2 separate regions of the Homo sapiens genome follow, and region 2 is linked to region 1. Evidence: chromatin loops called from intact Hi-C (ENCODE). Cell type or tissue: IMR-90. All regions are shown on one strand.

The links. A loop is a pair of places that touch in the nucleus more often than their neighbours do. Peaks named below come from ENCODE experiments on the same cell type or tissue, not always from the same donor. Only the 100,000 strongest peaks of a DNase experiment are listed, where the experiment ranks them.
Region 2: a loop joins it to region 1, with 3 times the contacts of the local background. A loop is called at or near these places in 5 of 110 quality-filtered maps.

The regions. Positions count from the first base shown.
Region 1 is chr15:48,354,911-48,362,910 of GRCh38, forward strand. No RefSeq gene overlaps it. Among named protein-coding and RNA genes, the nearest start is that of DUT-AS1, 27 kb to the left of the region's middle. In IMR-90, a CTCF peak has its summit at 3,395 (motif pointing right); a DNase peak (open chromatin) is centred at 3,431; H3K27ac peaks cover 201 bases.
Region 2 is chr15:48,436,993-48,444,992 of GRCh38, forward strand. It overlaps FBN1 (fibrillin 1), which reads right to left. Exons shown (of 66, transcript NM_000138.5): 49 at 7,549-7,668; 50 at 4,729-4,854; 51 at 776-925; 52 at 330-395; 53 at 1-85. Among named protein-coding and RNA genes, the nearest start is that of DUT-AS1, 110 kb to the left of the region's middle. In IMR-90, no CTCF peak of the experiment used is centred here; a DNase peak (open chromatin) is centred at 3,229; H3K27ac peaks cover 1,589 bases.

The sequences.
Region 1 (8,000 bases):
ATGATAAGGCAATAAAAACTTCAAAGGGCAAGTTAAAAATGTTTCCTAATTCATTTCAGCCTAAACTGATCCCTGCGCCCGTCTCACACTGTCCGCCAGCTCTTTTGCTGAAGTATGTTACCCTTTCTCCTTGGAATCATTACCCGGTCTCCTTGGAATGGAAACTGTGTCAGACTCCAGGGGTGAGTGGGAGGGAAAATGGTGCTCGCAGAAAGAGAGGAAGTGTTTTTTCAATTTAGAGCTAGAAGTAAGTGCTGACATTGTCTCATGTGTGTTTGGGGACAATGGCACAGGCCAGCGGTAACACATCCACTTTTCTGTGTCCCTTGCTCAGATGTGTTTGGCATGAGGCTGCAAAAGCCACGGCTACTTTATCGCACCCCAAATCTCTGAATCTCTGTTCTCCCTCCTGGGAATGTGAAATATGGACAACATGCAGTTTCTACCTTGTATTGTTAACATAATTATCCAGATGAATTCTCTTATTATTTCCCCACACATATTTTGAAACAAAAAATCCTTTCCCTTACGAAACTTCACTTCCTTTCTTCAGACGCACACCTTCTGTGGGGTTTGAACATTAACCTCAGCTGACTTCAGAGCTGCACTAAGCAAAGCCTGTGTTTTCTAGGCCAAAGTAGACAAAGTGAAGTGAAAGGAGCTGTTGCCAGTTGATGCTGACGAAGGTAGAAGAGAGGCTGGGTACTCACGCTAGGTTCCACCCCCTGCACCGCCCTCTCCCCCAGTACAGCTCATCTGGGAGTTCAGATTCCTCAGCCTTCTAGGTCACCTCTGATGAGCAGGGGCTGTGAGAACTGCTTAGCCTTTTGGCTACTGTAGTGTGGTTGGGAGAGAAAATACGTATTAATATTATTACTTAAAGATAGTTTTATTTGTGTCTATATTGAACATCTCTTGTTTAGAAGGCAAAATAATCATCTGCCTGCCACATTTTACTTCGTAGGCATAGAGTATCACCTTTTTTTTTTTTTTTTGAGACAGAGTCTTGCTCTGTTGCCCAGGCTGGAGTGCAGTGGCACGATTTCGGTTCACTGCAACTTCTGCTTCCTGGGTTCAAGAGATTCTCCTGCCTCAGCCTCCTGAGTAGTTGAGATTACAGGTGTCCGCCACCATGCCTGGCTAATTTTTGTATTTTTAGTAGAGGCGGGGTTTCACCATGTTGGCGAGACTGGTCTCAAATCCCTGGCCTCAAGTGATCCACCCGCCTCGGCCTCCCAAGTGCTGGGATTACAGGCGTGAGCCACCGCGCCCAGCCAGAGTATCATCTTTTAAACTGCTTTGTTCTAATATAATTATCTGTGTCCAAATTTTAGAATTGATTTTCATAACTTAAATTAGAATACAAATAATAAAAGGAAGAGAGCTAACATTTTTTAAGTGCTATATACACCAGGTGCTATTCTAGTTGTGTTCCTTTTACCTGAATGAGGTATTGTAAACCTAGGGGCAGAATTTACTCTTAGGGTGAAAACTGGTCTCTTTATTTTTAGGGAGTCAGCAAGCCATTCTGATGGGCTACTCAAATGTTAGAGTAGGATCTCAGAGCTCAAGGGCTTGTTTGGGCAGGCTGAGAAGGAGAGGCAGAGAGATGTGAGGGACTCAGGAGTTGGTGGCAGGGGTGGTTAGCAGGGGGCAGGAACGCCAAAATATGGTAGGAGGCTAATCAGAGAAAGGACCAGTGAGAAATTTCCTGCATCAAGGAGTGCCAAGACACTTCTTCTAAATTTATATTATGGAAATTTCTAGCATATACAAAAGCAGAATGAGAAGTATAATGAACCCCGTGTAATCATCACTCAGCTTTAACAATGATCCTCTCATAGCTGATTTTGTTTCTTCCGTATCCCTACCTACTTGCCCACTCCCAACCCCCAGTGAATTATTTTGAAACAAATCCCAGACATTGTATCACTTCACAGATTACATTTTAATCTGTTTTCCGAGCTATCTGTACGGTAGCTCCCCTCTTATTACCCAAACTTCAGTCAAATCCACTCCTTTAGTGTCAGTGGGACTTTAGAGGGGGACTAAAAGCAAAAGAGTTTGCATCTGGGCCAAAATGGGTGAAGAAAAAGTAGTGAGAAGCCTGATGCGCAGCCGAGATTAAGAATAAGCAGAGCTCCTGAGAATCCTTGAAAAGATTGGAGGTGAAGGGATGCTAGTTCTTCCATAGAAGTCAGATGGGAGTTTTATATAGTAGTGTGTGTGTCTGTGTGTGTGTGTGTGTGTGTGTGTGTGTGTGTGCTGTTATTAAAATGAAGAGTGACTCTGGAAGACTGGAAGACTTGGGGACAGCCAGACAGCTGGCCTTTGGGTTACAGTTGCATTTTCCAAGTTTCCTTTCCTTGCAAGGAAAGAAAATACTAAATTTAAACACCATCTTTCAATTTCTCAGTCAATAATTTCCTTTTCTGTCTCTTTCACAAATGCAGTTTCAAGACATCAATGCAAGGCATTTATTTTCTACGGCGCCTTTCAGAAACATGAAATCACTGAAGGAGCGTTGTTAAGCAATTCCAATCCCAATTAGGTTTGCAGCTGATGTCTACGTAGCCTTGTTTAAGTTACTATTCTTTAACAACTTGTGGTGTAACTAGCAAAAATTGTAAAAAGTGGACCTAGATTCTTGCAAAATTACCCTGTAGCGTTCTCAAGGTGGGGGAAAGAAAAATATGGACAACAATTGAACTAAATTTAATTTTATCAAGTTAATAATGCCTTTAAGATTATAGATAGGCCAGGCGCAGTGGCTCACGCCTATAATCCCAGCACTTTGGGAGGCCGAGGCAGGTGGATCACCTGAGATCAAGAGTTCAAGACCAGCCTGGCTAACATGGTGAAACCACATCTCTGCTAAAAATACAAAAAAATTAGCCAGGCATGGTGGCGGGCGCCTGTAATTCCAGCTACTTGGGAAGCTGAGGCAGGAGAATCACTTGAACCAGGGAGGCGGAGGTTGCAATAAGCTGAGATTGCGCTATTGCACTCCAGCCTGGGCAACAAGAGCAAAACTCCGTCTCAAAAAGCAAAACAAAACAAAAGATGATAGATAAACAGAGGAATTTGGGATTTGAAATGTCATCTTCTCTTAAGATGCATCTAGACAGTTGATAATTGCCCAAATAAGTTTAATATGGGATAGACTGCGAACTTTTTTTGCATGCAGATAGCATGAGTTATAGCTATTTCCTTATTTATATTCTAATAGAAAAAGAATTTTTCTTTGAGAAAAGAAAATGGCAACTTTACTATCTTTATCAGATGCGTTTCTGTCTTAAAAAAAGACCGAGGCTGTATGTGGGAAACAAAAATTATAACCAACATTAAGACAATATGTTGTTGAAAATACTGCTATCTAGAGGCCTTAGGAAATAGTATCTAGCAACCACTAGATGTCACTTGATGTTTGCTTTTTTGTAAAAGGTAGTTTTTTTGTTTTGTTTTTGTTTTTTCATAGTTTATCTGCAATTATAAGTCTACAATTCTCAATGGGTCCAAGCTGGCAGAAAACAAAATGCTGCAATATTTGAGTGAAAGCAGGCAAAAGTCATTAGATGAGAACAATGATTTTAACTTTAAATAAGATTTGGGTGGTTGCAGGGTTTGTATAATCTCTCCTGGCATTTGTAAGGACCAGAGAAGCCAGCAGCTTTGCCCTCCTGCTGTGTTTAAACAAAAATGGAAAATTGTAATGAACAGCTAGATTTTTCCTATCTTTCATTTTTTTCTTCCTCCTCCTTCCCCATTTTTAGGAGAATGTGACTTTTAAAATGATTGCCCTTTAATGAGGTTACTTGCAGCATTTTAAGATCAATCCTTCTTTGTTCAAATTTCTACCCACAAATCAAAACTGTTTTAATCTTCATTATCTCAGTAAAGCGCATGTGACAAAAGTAAATGGAGAAGACGTCTAGAAATGTTGTGAGGGTTCTCTGGGGTTATCCACTTCCTGTATTTGCTAAAACTCTAATAATCAGTTCCAGTAGAGACCATGTATCCTGGGGTTTTGTTTTGTGTAACAGCTATTTGTTTATTTTTTTTAACTGTCATTGTATTTTGGCTTCATGATGGTTAAATGAGTCTCCGTATTAAGTAAACCTCTCTGACCCTGCCTATTTCCTGTCTTGTCAAACCTTTCCTTGTAAGAATAACAGTGTTCTTTTATTTGGTAGTGTGCAGCATGATGTTTTTGGCATGGCCAACATTTTTGACTTGCAAAAATTTGTGACCTCAAGTGTGAGAGAAGTGAATGCTTTTTTCGGTACCTCATGGGGTCTCAATCTTAAAAAGTATCTTACGAAAGAATTATCAGCATGTTTATTTCCCAAACATCACAAATAAACAAATAGAAATAGCTTTTTTTAATAAGCTACTAAAAATATTAAACCAATGAATACTTGGTGAACATTTTGCTGCTACTAAACTTACATAATTTCTCAAACTGGCCTAGCTATATGAAGACACAGAGCTTTTATCATGTTCTGTCTAGTAATTCATATTTTTGAAAACATATTTTCAAACCAAAACACATTGTATGTGAGTGGAGTATGGCTATTCCAAGTCACAGAATGGAAGAAATATCTTTGTTGCCTCATCCTTATATACCTAGGTCTATTTAGTTCTGAAATGGATTCTATAAGATAAGAACCATCAAAATCAAAAGTCTCAATCAAATGCACCTCCTTTTTTTAAGGTAGCTAGCCATTTGCTAGCATTTTTCTCTTATCTTTTGGTTTATTTTTCAATAATGTGGACATTATGAGAATAAAATCATGGTAAACATCTCTTGCATTTAAAGATTGACAACTGCTAAATATTAATTTTGAAATATTGATAACTAATTAGAATCTGAAGAAAATAGATTGTGTTGATTTGAAGGTGTCATGAATAAATTCTTATAATCACATAGCAGTAGTTCTGAAAGTCTTGGCTAACAAAAATCTAAATATCTGCAGCAAATGGAATTTGATAAAAGTACCACCAACTAGTAGTTTTTTGTTTTTTATCATTGGCTAGAAATATAGTTCTAATAAAGAGCCTGTGATGTATAGGCAGTAACAAAGAAAAAGCTGAGGACTAAAAAGATACATTCATCATTCTAGTATGGAATATTTTTTCTCAAAATGTCTGAAACACAGAACTATAAGCTTAATTTAAGATTTTCAGCCTGAGCAACATGGTGAAAACCCATCTCTACCAAAAATTAGCTGGGCATGATGGTGCATGCCTGTAGCCTATAGTCCCAGCCATTCAGGAGGTTGAGGTGGGAGGATCAATTGAGCCTAGGAGTTCGAGGCTGCAGTGCACCGAGATCACACCATTGCACTCCAACTTGGGTGACAGAATGAGATCCTGTCTCAAAAAAAAATATTTTTTCTTAGACCTGTCATTCAAACTTCCTTTAATTATTCATTGTCATTAAGTATTTCTTTTTCAGAGCCAAATCCAAGGAGACTTAAATTGTATTATCAAGATTTATTTCATTTATACCACACACATATAACACATATACTTTCCTATACTATAGTTTTCAAAACACTATTGTGTTGTCTTCCTTTTTAGAAAAAAAATACAGTAATACTTGAAATTGTATTAGCATTTTAACTAGCCCAGCACCTATTTTTTTCCACATGTGGTTTCCACTGGTGGTTTTCATAGGCCTCTAGAAGTTGTAGGTGTAGCCCCTTGTAGGTACAGATTGCCTTGTTTAAATAAAGGAATCATTTTTTCTTTAATAGAACCTAATTTTTTAAAAGCACATTTAAGTTGTGCAGTTGTGATTTGAAATAATAACAAAAAGTGATTACACCTAAAAGTTCTAAACTGGTACAATATTATCATGCCATTAGCTGTGATGGAGCTGAAAGCTGATAGAACTTACACTTGTATCTCATGACTCTGTTTCCTTTGAAGTAAGCACTGGTGGCTGACCGAGTTTAATGTCCCAGCTTTTTGGATCTCTAAGAGGATTACAGTGTGATTTTATAACCTGCCACAAATTCCTCTCTATGCAACTTACTATGTGCTATGTATGTGTTTTTAAAAAAATCAACTGGAGCATGTGCCTGTAGTCCCACCTACTTGGGAGGCTGACTCAGGAGAATCATTTGAGCCCAGGAGGCGGGAGGTTGCAGTGGGCTGAGATCACACCACTGTACTCCAGCCTATGGGACAGGGAGAGATTCCATCTTAAAAAAAAAAAAAAGAAAAAAAAAAGCAAAACAAAAACAACAACAGCAAAAAACCAATTGGAATCAAAATGTGTTTTCAAATGAGTCACTTTATTTTTTATTTCTTAGAGTTTTCTGAAAAATTTTTTTTTTTTTTGAGACAGTCTCACTCTTTTGCCCAGGCTAGAGTGCAGTGGTGTGATCTCTGCTCACTGCAAGCTCAGCCTCCCGGGTTCAAGCGATTCTCCTGCCTCAGCCTCCTGAGTAGCTGGGACTACAGGCGCCTGCCACCATGCCTGGCAAATTTTTTTGTACTTTTAGTAGAGACGGAGTTTCACTGTATTAGCCAGGATGGTCTCGATCTCCTGACCTTGTGATCTGCCTGCCTTGGCCTCCCAAAGTGCTGGGATTACAGGCGTGAGCCACCGCACCTGGTCTTCTGAAATTTTAAAAATTGCTTCAGCATAGTGCTGAAATACTTTATGTATGTAATGTAGAAGTCAATACAACAATAAAAATATCAGTCCTCTCTCTACCCCTCTCCACTCTGAGTCTAAACACTTTCAACTGTTTGTGATTTACTTTCATGTTCCTAAATAATATGCAAGTGCAGTTATTTCATTTCGTTTCAAGTGTAGTCACTTTCTACTGGTTTTCTTCTGGGGCTGATGAGAATTTAGCTTTCTTACCATACCCCTCTGGCTGCATTCCTCCCATGCCCCCACTTTGTCCTTCCTCTCATCCTCCCAACATAATCGTCTAACAATATTCTGGCTAAATTTAAAGCTGAGTCATATAGTGTACTATGGTAACATGTTTATGTAACCTTTTGTGGGTTTCTTTTTTTCATTAGTAATAGCTTATTTTTTGTTGTTGCTTAGTTTTTTATGCTTATTAGGAATTTCTCCCTAAATTCTTTGGTAGAATTGTGATACTCCCTTGAATAGAGTTGGACTCTAAGATAATCTATCAGTTTCTTTTTCTTTTCATTTTTTTTCTTCTAGATGCTTCCCCACTTTAATTCCTTTGTCTCTAGCTCCTGTCACTCCTGACTACTCTGCAACTGCCATCCTGGAGCTCAGTCTTCATAGGAATCCCTTTCATCTGTGTCCTCCACGCAATTTCCTATTGCCTGTATCCCATGCTTTTCCAGTTTGGGTTTGTTCCTCACTTTGGTAAAGCACAATCTCCAGCAGCTGCTTTTTAAACATTTGAAAATTTTATTTTATTTATTTTTTTTTTTTTGAGATGGAGTTTTGCTCTTGTCACCCAGGCTGGAGTGCCGTGGTGCAATCTGGGCTCACTACAACTTCTGCCTCCTGGGTTCAAGTGATTCTCCTGCCTCAGCCTCCCAAGTAGCTGGGATTACAGGCACCCTCCACCATGCCTGGCTAATTTTTGTATTTTTAGTAGAGACGTGGTTTCACCATGGTGGCCACACTGGTCTCGAATTCCTGACCTCAGGTGATCTGTCCGCCTTGGCCTCCCAAGGTGCTGGGATTACAGGGGTGAGCCACCGCACCTGGCCTAAACATTTTTTTAAATTGAAGTGTACCAAACTGTTTGCTAAACTTAAATGCACTAACTTAAGTGCTCAGCCCAATGCATTTTTGTATACACAGACATTCACGTAACTGACATCCAGATCAAGATATTGAATAGTTCCCAAACTCTTCAAGGCTCCCTCATGCCTCTTCCCCATCAGTAACCTCTATCCTACCCCGTACCTTCAACACGGTCATCGCTACTCTGGCTTCTACCACCATCAATGAGTTTTGCCTGTTCTTGAACTTTATATAAAATCATCAT
Region 2 (8,000 bases), 82 kb after region 1:
AAGGGACACTCGCAGCGATAGGAACCATCTGTATTGATGCACTGTCCATGTTTACAGACATCGGGTTCTTTGCATTCGTCCATATCTTAAGCAAGAGAAAAAAAATAGTGAATAACAAGGTATTTTTTAAACGTGAAGATAAATTATGATCATTTCAGTGTTTAATCAAAAGATTATCTAATAATGCAATAATATAATTGCTATCTAAATGAAGGGACAAAAAAGTAGCACTTAATTTTCCAAGATAGATGGAGAAAAATAAGAATAACTAGAGAAGAAGCAGATTGAGAATACTGAGAAATGCTGAGAATCCAGCACAGGCAACTGACCAACTGCTGAATCATCAGGTCCCACGATGATCCCACTTCCATAAGGACATATCTGGCGGAAGGCCTCTGTGGTGGAGACACTCATTAATAGATAGAACAATAGCAATTCATTACAAGCTTCTCCACAAGTATTTTGAGGTAGAAAATTGCTACATGCTGTGCATATTGATAAATGATGGAAAAAACAAGCCCAGAAACCAGAGGAAGTTATTTAACGAGACTCCCTAAGATGTTGTGTCTACTCCTTGGGCATCTGTGATTCATGACATAATTAAAAAGAAAATAACTACCAAGCTCCTGAGATAAAATAATTTTTAATGAACATTCTAATTAGACTTACAATTAAATTAAATTGTGTTACTGTCTTTAAGGCCTACAGTCTTACTTACATCATGGCCAGTCTGCACCCTGCATGGCCCAGAGAGAAATGCAGATGACAGACATACCATCAGGTTCCGTGGGGCAGAGCTCGCAGGGGTCTCCCCAGCCTTCTCCCTTCAAGGCACAGCAGCATTCCTGCTTGGAGTGATTTCTGGATTTGGGTGATGAACACTTTCCTCCTTCAAACTTCGCATAACAGTAGCTCATTCGCAAATCTGCAGCATAAATTTATGACACCCTTCAGTTGCTTTCCTACTGAGTCCGTATTGCACCATAGCAAATAAAGAACAACCCACTATGTTATATATGTTCTCCTCTCAGGACCACAGCAATACTCCTTACGTGATTCTAATGGTAACTGAGCTGAGATTGTTAAAGTCATGGGTATCTTTTGTATAGTGAGATCTGATGAACAACTCTATGAACTTAAATTTATTACTTCTCATTTTAGTCACTATTTCAAAGTAACCCGATGTGAATCCAATAAAATCCAAAACTGACAGTTTTCAAAACTGACATCTGTCAGTGACTTCAGGATTGGAAAGTCCACAGAAGGAATCATTCACAAGATTCCTTCATTGATAGCTCTGCTTGCAATATCATGTTTAATGAGCACACTAGAGTAAGAGAATCCTCTTAGTTCTAATATTTACTGTGATATCACACTTTGTGGTTTATTCTGTGTCCCCTAAACTCTGGAACTAAAATAAAATCCCAGATCACAGGCACAGAACAAATACAGAAGTGGCAACTTTGTAGATGGGCAAAAATACAACACAAGGGTTGGTCACTGAAGCAGATACTCCCGGAGATGCTGGCTACAAAATGCAAGTGGGGCTTTTTGTAGATTTTACACACACACACATATGCAGAGCTGTGTCAATGTTAAATTTTTAAAAGAAGCTTGTTTAGCTCAACACAGAGAGGGAAGGAAGAGGAGGGCAGGGCTGTGGGTGGGTGGGAACAGAATAGTCTTTCTTTGAAAGAATATATTTCAATATTGATTATTGCTTTGATGACTCCAACAAAGAAGATGGGATCTACTTCCTATAAAATTCTCCAACATTGCTTGACATAATTTTGGAAACGGGCTTTTCCATTTCTCATACAACACATTGACTCCAAAAAGTGAGCTCAACCAGAGGTATGGACTGTGTTTTCCCTCGAACTTGACTTCTTAAAGCCTTCCAAAACTCCTCTCATTACACAGAGGCCACAATCTGCAGGTTTAAAAGAAATGCTTTCATACCCATATTGTACTATTCTTCTTTCTTTATATCTGACCACCTCTGCCTTTTTCATTCACTTCCATCACTGTTTTTCAATCCCAGGAACCATACTATCATAACCACCTAAGCACTTCTGTTAAGACAGTCTCACCAGCTTTTATTTCATGACAAAGAAGACAATGTAGGAATAACAGAGTTGCCAGAGATAACAAAGGAAAGGTTTTCATGAATTAAAGTTTCTATCTATCTATCTATTATATTTACCAAGTTATGTAAATCAAATTCAGGTAGCCTCCCCAGTAAACCTGCTCAACCTTTCATGGCTACCAACTCATCCAGATAAATCATCTCTCTAATTTCTATTCCACTTCCCCATCTGTTGTGGCAAGGACCTGGCAAGCACCTTTCAATGAATTATCCTTCTGAAGGTCAAGAGCAATAAAAGTCAATCCTGCGGCATCTCTGCCACCCAAATGTTTGCTTTGCTGAGAAACTTCAAGACTGAACAAATTCTTGTTTCTTGGAGAACACTTTTGATCTCTTTTATTCTTCAAGTTCTTTGTCACATATAATGTTTTGTATTTATCAGTCTTGTTTTTGTTATTTATGCCTCCAACTACCTTTAGATATAATTCAGTGACTACTCACAAAAATGTCTCAACAAATATATGAAAACTTAACTCTGCTTTGTCTTCCAGTTTGTAGTGTTTCTTTAAATATGTATGTTGTAATATTGGTGTATTAAAATTCTCATTCTCTTTTCCTTTAATAGCTGACTTCGTCCCAGACCCCAGCTCTATCTCCCCCACACCACTCCACCCCGAAAAAAAAAAATCTTGGCATTAGACAGAGACTCAAATGCACGAAGTCTTGAGTCAGTCTAAGTGGCAAATTCTCTTCGTTGAACTTTGCAAGTGGGAGTGGCTCATTTACACCTGTGGTCTTTTGTGCCAGGCTCTGTCCACCTGAGTCCCATGGCATTCGCTTTTTAAAAAACATTATCCACGGTTCTGTGGAATTTTCTCATTTCATGAGCAATAGAAGTCTGACTCCTAATTTGTCATCTTACAAGAAAAACCCAGCTCTCAATTTCCTGGCTCCAGCAAAATCTGTGCTCTGTAGGAGACTTACTTTAGCTTGTGGTGATTCTCTAGAATTGGCTTATTAATCAAGGGTGTCTTGCATTGGGGAAGAGAGCTGTGCTTGCCCACATACTTCAGGACTCACTGGGATGCCTGTTTACCAGTCCATCTGCAAAGAGCCCTTAATGACCTCGAAATTTCATCAGAACTACAAAAGTCACTTTCCCTGCTTGCATTCCTCAGTTCTGGCTCTGCCTCCTGGAGCTGAGCATGTGGCAGGGCTGCTCACAGCTGGGCTGATTCTTCCTGCAGCGTTAGCTTGCTCTGTGATGGGCCAGTGCAAATTGAATTAATAGCCTAGGAGTTTCCTCTGGCCTGCCACATCGGCAGATTCACACCTGGTTTCTCACTGCTTTCTTTCCAAATTCAGGCCAAGCCAAAGGCACACAAAAACAAGGGAGTAGGAGTTAGAATTTATCTGACTGGTCTGTACCATGCAGAATATCTGTTCGAATTAAGCACCACCCTGAAATCCACACAGACCACTGACAACTACCAACAAGCTGAAATCAACCGGAGAACTCTCAACCCTCTCCTTCTTACTTCCCAAATAACTAGTTGAAAAGTAAAAAGTTAATCAGATCATTAGAATAACAACAAGAGTCTACAAAGGACTCAGAAACTAACAAAGCTTTGTCACAGTAAGGCTGGTTGGGCAGATATTATTGTTGTTTAAAATGAGGAAATTGAGCTTCCAAAAGATTAAATGACTTGCTCTAGACTAAATATGGCAGGGCTGGGACCCCAAACTCAATTTTTTGAACCTTAAATGATATCCAGTGCCTCTTCCATATTTGGTAATACGGAAGCAAAACCAAAAAACCATGAAAAAAAAAAAAAACCCAACTCAACATCAAAACAACAGTAACAACCAAACAACAAAAGCTACAAGTGGAAAAAAAAGAAATACATGTGTTTGTTTCATCTCCCTTCCCCGGAATTCATGAAACTAGTTTGTGTATGTAGATATCCATACACAACTGTATTGTTTAGAAAAGTCTAAACAGTTTTCTGGGACTTAAGTACATACTGTGTTATGCCAAAGTTCAGGATCCTTTTGATTTTTGTTTAAAATTTGAAAGTCATTGGCAAACCCTTGAAAATCTTTACTCAAATAGTTGACAAGTATTATTCCTAAAAATGAACAATGGCCCAGCAAGAATCCTGATCAGTTTAAATTTATTTTTGTTTTCTTGGAGAATTTGTGATATAAGGGATGGTTACCATATTGTGGGGGCAAATGGGTTAATGTGCAGTTTTTCAGTCTCAAGTCTAACTTTGGACCCACATTTTTCAGCTTATCTCTTCAGAGGTAGGGGATATGTAGCTCAACTTCCCCCAGGCTTTGCTGTTTCGGTGGCTCAAGGTGTTTCCCCACTGATGGGCCTATCAGCATTTGTGTTCTTAGTGGGAGAGAGGTTTATGTGTCAGTACAATTGTATAAGCAACCATAACTTGATGGATGAGTTTTTAACCTTAAAAGTGAAAATGAACCTTCTGACATATGGTTATCATTAGACCTCTGGGTGAATGAAAACTCTCCATCTTCCTGTTCACAAAGAAACAGAGCTTTGCCATGTTTGAAAAATAAGACCACCACAAATAAACATGCAGCATTGAAAGCCCAAAGCCTTCAAAGACACTTACCTTGGCACCTTCTTCCACTGGAGGACAAGGAAAACCCTTCTGGACACAGACATTTGAAGCTGCCTTCAGTGTTACTGCATGTGCCCAGGGCACAAATTTCTGGCTCTTCGACACACTCATCAATATCTAAAAGAATCACATGAGTCAAACAAAGTCAAAACACGATGGAGACATCATCAGGTACCAAACACACAATGTGGACACACAAAGGGCAACTGAGTTTCCAAACTCTTACAATAATAAAGGTATTTTTCTGTACCATAACACTGTGGACTGGACTTCTAGGTTGTCATGACTTCAAAAGAATTAGTTTTGACAGTTATTGATATAAAAATGGAATGTGCAACTGCCTTCTAAGGGGTGCAGTGACAAACGTCTCTTACCCAGACTGAGTTGCTTGGCTAACTAGAAAAGTCAGAGTAATTTCATAGTACCCTAGGCCAGGAAAGAAGCATGAAATTCTAGAGTCACACTGCACCATTGTTCAGGAAGCAGAAATGCTGAGACTTTAAGCACATTGCTAGTGACTCACTCAATGTGAGATCTAGGCCTTTGATCCAAATTTACTCCCCTCCAACCACCCACAGAACTTTTCCCAATACCCTATGCTATAGCCCTAAAACTGTGAATTTTACAAGAACACTAAGACTCATGAAAATAAGTATAATCCTATGAAGTGCAAACTAACGATATCATAGAAGATGACGCTCCTGATTTGTGGGTTAATCTTTCTGAAGACACAAAAATACCTTTCTTGTACAGGCTTTTTCTTTCATCATATAGACAATAGGAAACTGTACACTTAGAATTGTGGCATGTTTTCTTTAGTATATTATACATCTTAGCTCCTGTACAGTGGTAGTTAAGAGTAGCCAATAAGAAGTTTGAATGGCTTGAGTAACCATATGTCCTAGTTTGCCTGGGGGAGCCCCAGCTCATGCCAGTTGGCCTGACTTTATTGTTAATAGTGCCCTTTTCTACTTTCAAAATTGGCTTGGGTTGGTCAATAAAACATACGATTACCTATGGAAAAATATGCCCACTCTATTCCAACAAACTCACTTATCTTTCCTCCTGACTTTCAGCAGGAATTTTTAGTGAACAAAGTGGTAAGTCTTAATTCTGAGCCATGCTACTTTTATGAGAATACTTTTTTATTTTTTCAACAAAACACAAAATATCCTTGTATCCTGGGCTCTTTATTTTTATATTTGTGCAAAGGTTTCTACTCACACCAAAATGTACTTGCATTATACAACTTTATTCTCAAGAGGCCCAACTAAGGAAAAGTTGAGAAATTAACCTTATTATCTTGACTTAATATTGTAAATACCACACAATAAATATTCTAGAAATGTGCAATGCCAAGTGATTCTCTTTCTGTGCAACGCAAAATCAGCTTCTCCATCATGCCATGTTATTGGGTTGCATTTATACCTGTGTTATGTTCCCTGTGGTTTATTAATGAATCTGATCTTCTATTGCCGATTGAATTACTCCATTCTGACACTCCTTCCACCCCTATATCCAACCTTTTCTTAATATAAAAGTTAACTTTTGTGAAAATGCTCAAATGTTTTCAGTTGTTTTTAATTATTACTATGACTATTTATATTATGGTAGAAATTAGCCTGTACATGCCAACTTATTAGGATAGGGCCAAATATTGTAGAATGGGCACATTCATTGACTGTGCAGTTATTTTTCTTTCTATATATATTCTGTTCAATTTAGCGAACTTATGTATTGATAATAAAGCCAATTTTTAATAAAAGTAAAATAACATGCTTAAAAAATTTGCATCTAGACAATTTCAATAAGGTGTTTCCATTTTAAATATCACCACTTGATTGTTACTTAAATTGGATATATAATAAAATTTCTAATTGACGATATTAAAAGTAGAGAAAATTCTCATTGTGGATTAGATGCAGACCTGTTTAAAGTCAGGGGTGTGAACTAGGTGACTTCTTGAAAATCCTTTCAACCCTACTTATTTATGAAATTCTAGCAATTAATGTCCTTCACTTAATGATATGACATATTTGTTGAGGTTAAAGGAAGGCCCTTGGGAGGCTGAGGAAGGAGGATCATTTGAGGCCAGGAGTTTGAGGCCAGCCTGGCAACATAGGGAGGCCCCATCTCTACAAAGAATTAAAAAATCAGCCAGGCATGGTGGCACATGCCTGTAGTCCCAGCTACTCCAGAGGCTGAGACAGGATGATCACTTGAGCCCAGGAGTTCAAGCTTACAGTGAGCTATACTCGTGCCACTGTACTTCAACCTGGTGACAGAGTAAGACCCTGTCTCCATTAAAAACAAACAAACAAAAAGGAATGTAATACTGTAAAATTTGCTGAGAATTTATTTGAAATAAGACATTTCCACTGCTCTATAGGTAAAAACAAAATAGACAAACGATATAACCACATTCATCCAACCTTGAATGTGGTCATTTAAAGTTTTTAAATGGAATCAGGAGCTATTTTTAGCTGCAAAGAATCGCCACTTAAAAAATGTAGTTCGGAAATACTGGGAGTAGGACACAGCATTCCTAACAAATGTGTGAAAGCACAGTGGAAAAGAGTCAGGATCATATGATCAGTCATATGCACAGAACAAAATAACTTCATTAGAGATTAGCATGATAATTAGTGCTTCTTGTCTTGCCAGAAGGATGAGACCATGTCATACCTATGCCCTTGCATTTGTTTCTGATAAAGTATTCCAAAATGAAGACGTCATTACAAAAATTCTCATTCTGCTAAGTCCAGTGGACACCCGACACTCCTCATTTGCTACAACTGATAGCTTTCCTACCTTCACACTTCTCATTTTGAAGACTGTATCCAGGTGGGCAAATGCATCTGTAGGACCCATCCAAGTTTTGACAGGTACCTGGTGCACATTTTCTGGGTTCTAGAAGACATTCATTGATATCTGCAAAGAAAAGGGAAAAATAAGGAAGAGGTTCCCACTGGCATGACTTCCATCAAACAATTAAAATTCAAAAAAACTAGAATGAATCAAAGAAATACATAAAGCAAATTAAAGTTCATAAAATTCCACCATGGAGAAAAATAAGCAATAATAAAAATAAGCTTTATCAGCTTTCAAAAATGTATAGCATAACAACCATATTTTATTTTACCTGCATCAAATTAAATGTTTCCAGAAAATTGTAGCATGTGAAAAGTCAGTGAGTATATAGATTTTAAGGATACTCAAAAGATATGAGAGCTTACTACAAAAGTATTTTAAAGAAAAATATT